Linked DNA regions of Homo sapiens: all the other regions are linked to region 3. A link is an interaction called in ENCODE POLR2A ChIA-PET data of the cell type or tissue named here. Cell type or tissue: IMR-90. All regions are shown on one strand.

Evidence for each region. ChIA-PET counts read pairs that join two places held together with the same protein. Peaks named below come from ENCODE experiments on the same cell type or tissue, not always from the same donor. Only the 100,000 strongest peaks of a DNase experiment are listed, where the experiment ranks them.
Region 1: POLR2A ChIA-PET joins it to region 3 with 13 read pairs; 4 of 35 experiments call an interaction of 5 or more read pairs at or near these places.
Region 2: POLR2A ChIA-PET joins it to region 3 with 26 read pairs; 2 of 35 experiments call an interaction of 5 or more read pairs at or near these places.

What each region holds. Positions count from the first base shown.
Region 1 is chr6:148,547,641-148,550,140 of GRCh38, forward strand. It overlaps SASH1 (SAM and SH3 domain containing 1), which reads left to right. Exons shown (of 20, transcript NM_015278.5): 20 at 655-2,500. The coding sequence ends at 918. Among named protein-coding and RNA genes, the nearest start is that of UST, 200 kb to the right of the region's middle. In IMR-90, no CTCF peak of the experiment used is centred here; no DNase peak of the experiment used is centred here; H3K27ac peaks cover 439 bases.
Region 2 is chr6:148,513,166-148,515,665 of GRCh38, forward strand. It overlaps SASH1 (SAM and SH3 domain containing 1), which reads left to right. Exons shown (of 20, transcript NM_015278.5): 9 at 1,159-1,291. Among named protein-coding and RNA genes, the nearest start is that of SASH1, 170 kb to the left of the region's middle. RefSeq lists enhancers at 1-529, 530-1,327. In IMR-90, no CTCF peak of the experiment used is centred here; DNase peaks (open chromatin) are centred at 556 and 1,466; H3K27ac peaks cover 1,488 bases.
Region 3 is chr6:148,440,581-148,443,080 of GRCh38, forward strand. All of the region lies in intron 4 of SASH1 (SAM and SH3 domain containing 1), which reads left to right. Among named protein-coding and RNA genes, the nearest start is that of SASH1, 99 kb to the left of the region's middle. RefSeq lists an enhancer at 1,013-1,307. In IMR-90, no CTCF peak of the experiment used is centred here; DNase peaks (open chromatin) are centred at 651 and 1,201; H3K27ac peaks cover 1,153 bases.

The DNA of each region.
Region 1 (2,500 bases), 110 kb after region 3:
TTCTGAGTAGATATTCCTGGAAGATGGTTTGCTTCATCAAAATTGTATAAAATCCCAAAGATTTTCATACTCGTTAGCAAATCACCTTTCTGAAAGGTGCAGGCCCTTTATATACCCAGTAGTCAAGGTTAAATGTCCACTTCCCTGTTCCAGCCAACCCTTGATATTATTGTATTTTAAATTCTTCATAACTTGTATTGACTAAACATGTAATTTTCTGGTTGTTAACATAGATTCAAAATACAGTGGAAAGTCTCCTTTATAAAAACCCTACCCACTGAATGCTACATTTCACACGATCACCCAGATTTGTCCCTTCAGACTACCTTAGGGCTCTTTGTCAAGAGCATATCCACAGTGAAACAAAATAGCAGAATATGTAAATGCTTATAGTTTGAAGACTCGGACACATAAATGGGATTTGACCTCATTCCAACACCTTCGAGAACCTTGTGGAACTCTTCCTTAAAGATTTGTTTCATCTTAGAGAAGAATTTTTCCTGCTAGTCTTGATCTCTGACACTCATTGCATTGTCGCTTTCTGATAATAGTCTAGCAATGCAGTATTTCAGTGCTGTTCCTTTTAGACATACGCGAAGTAGTCCTCGATGACACATGGAGCGTTTCTATCATATTCTTTCTTAATTTATCCAGATTCCAAGTGGTGGACTCACGGAAATCTGCCGAAAGCCCGTCTCTCCTGGGTGCATTTCGTCTGTGTCAGATTGGCTCATTTCCATCGGTCTGCCCATGTACGCCGGCACCCTCTCCACCGCGGGCTTCAGCACACTGAGCCAAGTGCCTTCTCTGTCTCACACTTGCCTTCAGGAGGCCGGCATCACAGAGGAGAGACACATAAGAAAGCTCCTATCTGCAGCCAGACTCTTCAAACTGCCGCCAGGCCCTGAGGCCATGTAGCCAGGCCCGGAATGGGCCTCTCTGGACAAGAGCCACCCTTTCACTGTGCATATGATGCTGATGCAATTCCTCCATCATCTCTGGACGTGCAGACCAGATCCAGAAGAAAGGCCTGGCGTGTGGCCAAACAGCGTGAAACCTTGGCACAGGACTGAGGATCCTCTCCTCCAGAAAAGCCCCCTCGAGGAAATAAATTAGTGCGGTTCTCTTTGACCCCCAAAGACAAGACAAGCACTTATTTTTATTTTCAGAAGACAAAAGAACCAAGATGCCAACTGGCTGCGAATGCTCTATCTCCAGTCTGTCTCTGTGTACTGGTAGAGGCTGGGAGGAGTAGGGGGCAGCCTGTTCCATTTCTGATAGTGCCCTTGCTCTTCTGTCTGTCATCTTGCAGGATGCCCGAGGGCCAGATGGGCTTAGCTAGGCCAAAGTAACAGACTCAAGAGTTATTGTACATTACTGACCACGCTCATTTGTTCAAAAGTTAGAACATCTGGCTGCACCAGGAAAAAAAAAAAAAAAAAGTCCTGTTCTTCTTTAGATAAACAAGAGACATTTTCATAATTGCTTTCTAGCAATCAGCTTTTATTTGCCTTAATATAAGCTTTTAAGCAGTTATCTAACTAGTGTCCACAACCCTGTAACCATACTTCCACATCTTCAGCTTAGGCAGACATCGAACCTCTCTGGGATGTTTCCAGCAAAAGTGAGCTTTTCTAATCGTCTCATTGTAACATGGCTTATTTTGTAGAGGTATTCATCAGCCACACACTTCATGTTGGTTTTTGGTTTTTAAGCTAACTACAAATCTAGTAAAAAGCTATCTGAAATTCACAAATATCATGTGTGTGCGTGCGTGCGTGCGCGTGTGTGTCTGTATTCATAGTGACTGCTTTTGGTTTTAACCAGTTTAGTATCGTTACTGTGTGGATCGTCGCGCTGCAGTATTGACTTGGAATCCTGACCATGTCCATCCCAAAATTCAGTCCTCAGTTAACGGATCATGTTTGCAAAAGGTCACTGTGAGGCTGCATATTTCAGAAAGATGTCCTTAATAAGGGAAGTCATGTATAAGATGTTTTCTAAAAGACTTTTCAGTATTACAACTAATACTATTATTATCCTTCTTTTTTTATTTAGATAATTCTTTTAATTTAAACAAAGGTTCACTATGGAACCAGACAAATCTCATTAGCCATGTGTTAAGTATTTGCTACTTTAAATTGTTTTACAACTGATTTCAGCACATTCTATCCTTTTTTTTTTTTGAAATGGAGTTTCGCTCTTGTCACCCAGGCTGGAGTGCAATGGCACGATCTTGGCTCACTGCAACCTCAGTCTCCCAGGTTCAAGTGATTCTCCTGCCTTAGCCTCCCGAGTAGCTGGGATTATAGGCACCCACCACCACGCCCAGCTAATTTTTGTATTATTAGTAGAGACAGGGTTTCACCATGTTGGCCAGGCTGGTCTCAAACTCAACTCCTGACCTCAGGTGGTCCACCCGCCTCAGCCTCCCAAAGTGCTGGGATTACAGGTGTGAGCCACCGCACCTGGCCTCTGTCCTCTTTTAGTCTAGTGTCTG
Region 2 (2,500 bases), 73 kb after region 3:
TTTGGGAGAAAAGTCTCTACATTAGATTTGTATTCAGAGATGAGGCTTGTTTTTGTTTTGTGTGTTCATTTGAGGCATTTATCTTCCTACTGTTCCATGAACTGGGTTGGAGGAAATGGAGAGAAGGTTGTTGTCAGGGCGTGCGACGTGAGCTGGAATTGCTCACCCACTGCACAGGGTGTGCCGAGGCGGCTGCTCCCAGGCATGCCCACGCACCCGTGTTGCACACTCGTTTAGTCAGAGATCTCTTATGCTGTTTCACATTTTGAACAGATACAACAGAGGAAGCTGCATATTGGATGTTGGAGCTGACTTAGAAATGAAACCCTCATTTTGTTCACAAGGGAAGGATTGTTTTTAGCCTGGGTCACTGCTGCAGAGAGAGATATTTTTCCCTCTCTCTGTAATGTTTGATACTTGAGGGAAAACAGCTGGGCCTGAGCATGCTGACTCCCTGCAAAGTGCAATGGGCTGCTGGGGAATATGGACTGTACTGTATGGCTGAAAGGTCAGCTTTTTCCCTTGTCTCTCTTGGAGGAATGCAGGGTCTGTCCTCACATTCGCCTTGTGAGCCCTTAGAAGGAGCCGGGAGAGGCGGAAGGGCTGGCTGCAATGTGGCAGACAGTCTTAGCCAATGGGATGGAAGAGGCTGTTTGCATCTCTTTCCCTTTCCTGCCCTGCTGTTTTTGATTTTCGGGGGAGGGCTGGAAAAAGCCAACAGAATTTTGGTTTGGAGAAGTAGTTGATGACCACGTTAAACAGCAAGCCCTGATGGGCCAGACAGATGAGAGCCTGGCCCAAACCACAGCAGTGAAACTGGAATTACAGGGCCAGCATCGGAGGGAGAGTCCTGCTGGAGTCCTCCTAAGAGAGGACAAGGAAGTAGTTGAGACAGATGCCCCCACAGGCCACTTGCCCCCACTTGCCCTTGAGGGCAAGGATGTGTGTTTCCGTGCCTAGGACCTAATTCTACGCCGATTTAGATCTTAAGATGGTATGTGGCACTTTGTAAACCTCTTGGGCAAATTTTTGTTGGTTCCCAAGTTCAGCAACAGAGCTGCCGAGGTTCAGACTGGCAGCAAGGCCGGCTACATCCAGCCACACGGGCAAAGCTCGGAGCAATTACCTGATTAACTTTTTCCTTTGTTTCTTTGCCAGTCAAGAGAACAATCGGATGATGAGACTGAGGAGTCGGTGAAGTTTAAGAGGTTACACAAGCTGGTAAACTCCACTCGCAGAGTCAGAAAGAAACTAATTAGGGTGGAAGAAATGAAAAAACCCAGCACTGAAGGTAAAAAAAAAAAAAAAAAAAAAAAAAAAAGGCAGACTCCACCCTGGTTATTCCAAAAGAAATCATTTGGGGTCAGTTTCTCAGCAGAAAAGGGATACGATTTCAAGTGGAAAATGCATTGAGCTCTGGCTGAATCTGGCAGGACTATGCCTGCCAGCAGAGTGATGCTCAGATGCGATGATGTGATGGAATGAAGGGTCCTGGTGTCAGGCGTTTGGGGTGCTTAGTCATTTCAATTTAAAAGATGGGAAATGGAAATTTTCTCGAGGTGTAGTATAGCTTTATGTATGAGCTTATACCATTTTATATAAACTTTCTAACTTTTTCACATGAGCCTCCAATCCCAGAAAGGACTATGGTTCTTGCTCAGTGAATTTAGTTCAAATTTCATGTACATACATTTTGAAGAAATGCCTAACAATCAAGGCACCTAATATCCCTTTAAATTTCTCAGGGTTGATTTGTTCTTCCTGTAGAGAGTCTCAAGTCTCAATTCAAATGGGGGCTTTAAGGACCTAGGATTCTAAGAGAATCTTTTAAGAGTTGTATTGCTGGGGTTAGCCAGGTGAAACAGTAATGTCAAAAGACATCAGCTTGGATTTATTGAAATGGATAGTTAGCCTTTGACATATAATTATGACAGTTCAAATCTCAACCTTATTCATCTCTCTTGTTAGTAATGTGCCTCTTTGCAGCATCTTATAAATTCTCCCCAAAAAGGTAAAATGAAAGAATAAGATAAGATTTTTTCTGTTTGAAAAATGAAAATAATTGAATTGGATAAAAATACTGGAAAGACTATGCTTTTTAAAAAACACCTTACTTGTTAAAATGTCATATCTACATTGTGAGGAATTTCAAAATTTTAACATGTAGGTTTTAAAATTATTTTTGTAGAGGCATTTTTGTTATATAGAAATAAAATCAAGCCATGTAAAGAAATGAATTTCCCCTTATTTGCAAAGATAAGGGTTTTTCGTTTTTATTGCTGCTTTTAATTTGTGTTTGGTATTATTCGTGGGTTTAAATCCCTTAGAATAATACCGAAGCTAAGTGGGTAACTGTGAGAGAATGGGGATTCGAATGGAAAACAAAAACATGGGGAGAGAAATCAGCTTTGTGGCCAATTTCTTGGGTTGTTTTCAGTTCCGGGGTTTCATTAGGGTATCTTTTTGCGTGGTAATTCTGTTTACATTTGGATGCAATGCT
Region 3 (2,500 bases):
TGTAATGCAGTTGGTGATGTCTGAGGATTTTGTGAAGAGTTACTGATTTTACACTTATTGTGAATAAACCCTAAATAAATCTCCGGAAATAGAAAGGGAAAGGATAGGTGCATTAACCAAGATGGATTTTCATCTTTTACATTAATTTTTAATGTAGGATAAAAGTTATCAAGAAGCAAGATACAAATATAAAATATACTATATTCCAGAATAAACCAATGATTAAAAACCCGTCTTCTGCACCTCATTTTGGTAGGTGACCTTAAAACAACAGTGAATGTGTGTGTTAAAAAATGGCAAATGATCCCTAGCGTTTCCTGTTAAAGGTAATATTTTTGCTTCCTTGACCCAACTTGGACCCTGTAATTTCTGCTCTCATGGAAGCTAATTTTATGTTTCTTGTTATATTTTCAGTATTTCTTTTAGGCAACATAAATAAGACAAAAACAAGAGAATCTTTTTTCTAAAACCTTTTCTTTTTCTGCTTTATTGCATCATCATTGTACTAGAATGTTCTATTTGTGATCTTCCATGGTAAAAAATTTTAAAGAAAGTCCACATCTCTAAACAGACGCTTCCTTTGGCACGGAGCCACTTGTACGTTCATGCCAAGGGAGGCACAGAAGTGGTTTAGGCATCAAGTATTTCTGGAATGCAAAGCACACGTTGGGGAGAGCGTGTGTGTGCTTTAGAGCACAGCTTTGCCTAATCCATCCACGTGTGTGTGCTGCTGGCACAGGCGGTTCTGGGAGGAGGGCTGCTTTGCCAGAAAGCTATAATTCTAAACTTAAGAGGCTTTGTGGGTTTTGTTCTGGTCTGAGGAACGTTGTGGGTGATGTACCATAGCAAACCAAGGCCACTGCCCACTCAGGTTGAGAAGATAACTGTGCACACCCCATCAGCTTTTTTTGTTTTGCTTGCCTTGCCTCCTCCCAGGAACCTAGTAATATGGAGGCTGAAATAGACAAAAAAGGCTCAAGTTGACATTGACTTTGAACTTGGAGGTATTGTGGTGGGGTAGAAGCATCGAGTGAACGGGCTGTAGCTTTTCCTGCCCTAGTTTATTATGTGCCATGATTCAGGCTGAGAGCTCAGGTGTTCCCTCAGAATCTCTGAATCCTTCAGGAAACGAGAAATGTTTGCTCTTCCTCCTAAGAGGAAGTGACTCACCAAATTTGTACTAACCTTAGTTAGGCTGGGTAGTACTTCTTCCCCTCAATTGTGGAGAGTCATTCTTTCCGTGTTTATATCCTTTACTTAGTAAAATGTGGCATGGCTCTTGTGGCTGAGAGAGACTGATGGCCTCCTCTGAGGTTAACAAAAAATTTTAAACACACGCCCACTGTCTCCATTTGTAATATTGTCATTTTGCCTCTGTAATTTTAAGTGGTTCAAACTTAATGTGTTTCTAAACAATTTGAAAGTTTAAAAACATTTTGTCCTTTATTTCTCTGTTAATGGCTTTTGAAAACTATGCTATCCTTTGCTTTTAACTTAAAAACACTTTCTTTTGAAAACTTTTATGGCTGGGTGCAGTGGCTCAGGCCTGTAATTCCAGCACTTTGGGAGGCTGAGGTGGGAGGATCACTTGAGGCAAGGAGTTTGAGATCAGCCTGGGCAACATAGTAAGACCCTGTCTGATCCAGCACCAGCCCCCCGCCCCCAGCCCCCCCAAAATTAGCCAGGTGTGGTGGTGCCCACCTGTAGTCCCAGCTACTCGTGAGGCTGAGGCAGGTGGGTCCCCTGAGCCCAGGAAGTTAAGGCTGCAGTGAGTTGTGATCATGCTTGGGTGAAAGAACAAGACCCCATCTCAAAAGAAAAAAATATTAAAATAAATTTAAAGTTACAGTAAAGTTTCAAGGATTGAGAATTGTGCAGTGAATGTTCATGTAATCTTCACGTGGGCCACCAGTTGTTGACATTTGCACACTCCTGAGCTTTCTCTCTCTCTCTCTCACACACCCCCTGCCCCCCACATACACCACCATTAATTATTATTACTGCTGGCCTGTTTGAGAATAAATGGTAGACATCATGATTGTCACCCCTAAATGCTTAAGCAAATATTTCCTAAGGACAATGACATTCTGTTACAGAATAATATAGTATAATGACCAAATACAGGAAACTTAATAACTTTTTCTAATACATAGTTTCTATTCAAGTTTTTCTTTTTCTTTTCTTTTCTTTTTTATTTATTTATTTATTTTTGAGAGGGAGTATCGCTCTGTCGCCCAGGCTGGAGTGCAGTGGCGTCATCTCGGCTCACTGCAACCTCCACCTCTTGGGTTCAAGCTATTCTCCTGCCTTAGCCTCTTGAGTAGCTGAGATTACAGGCACCCGCCACCATACCCGGCTACTATTTTTTGTATTTTAGTAGGGACAGGGTTTCACCATGTTGGGCAGACTGTTCTCGAACTCCTGACCTCAAATGATCTGCCCGCCTCAGCCTCCCAAAGTGCTGGGATTACAGGGATGAGCCACCGTGCCAGCTGTATTT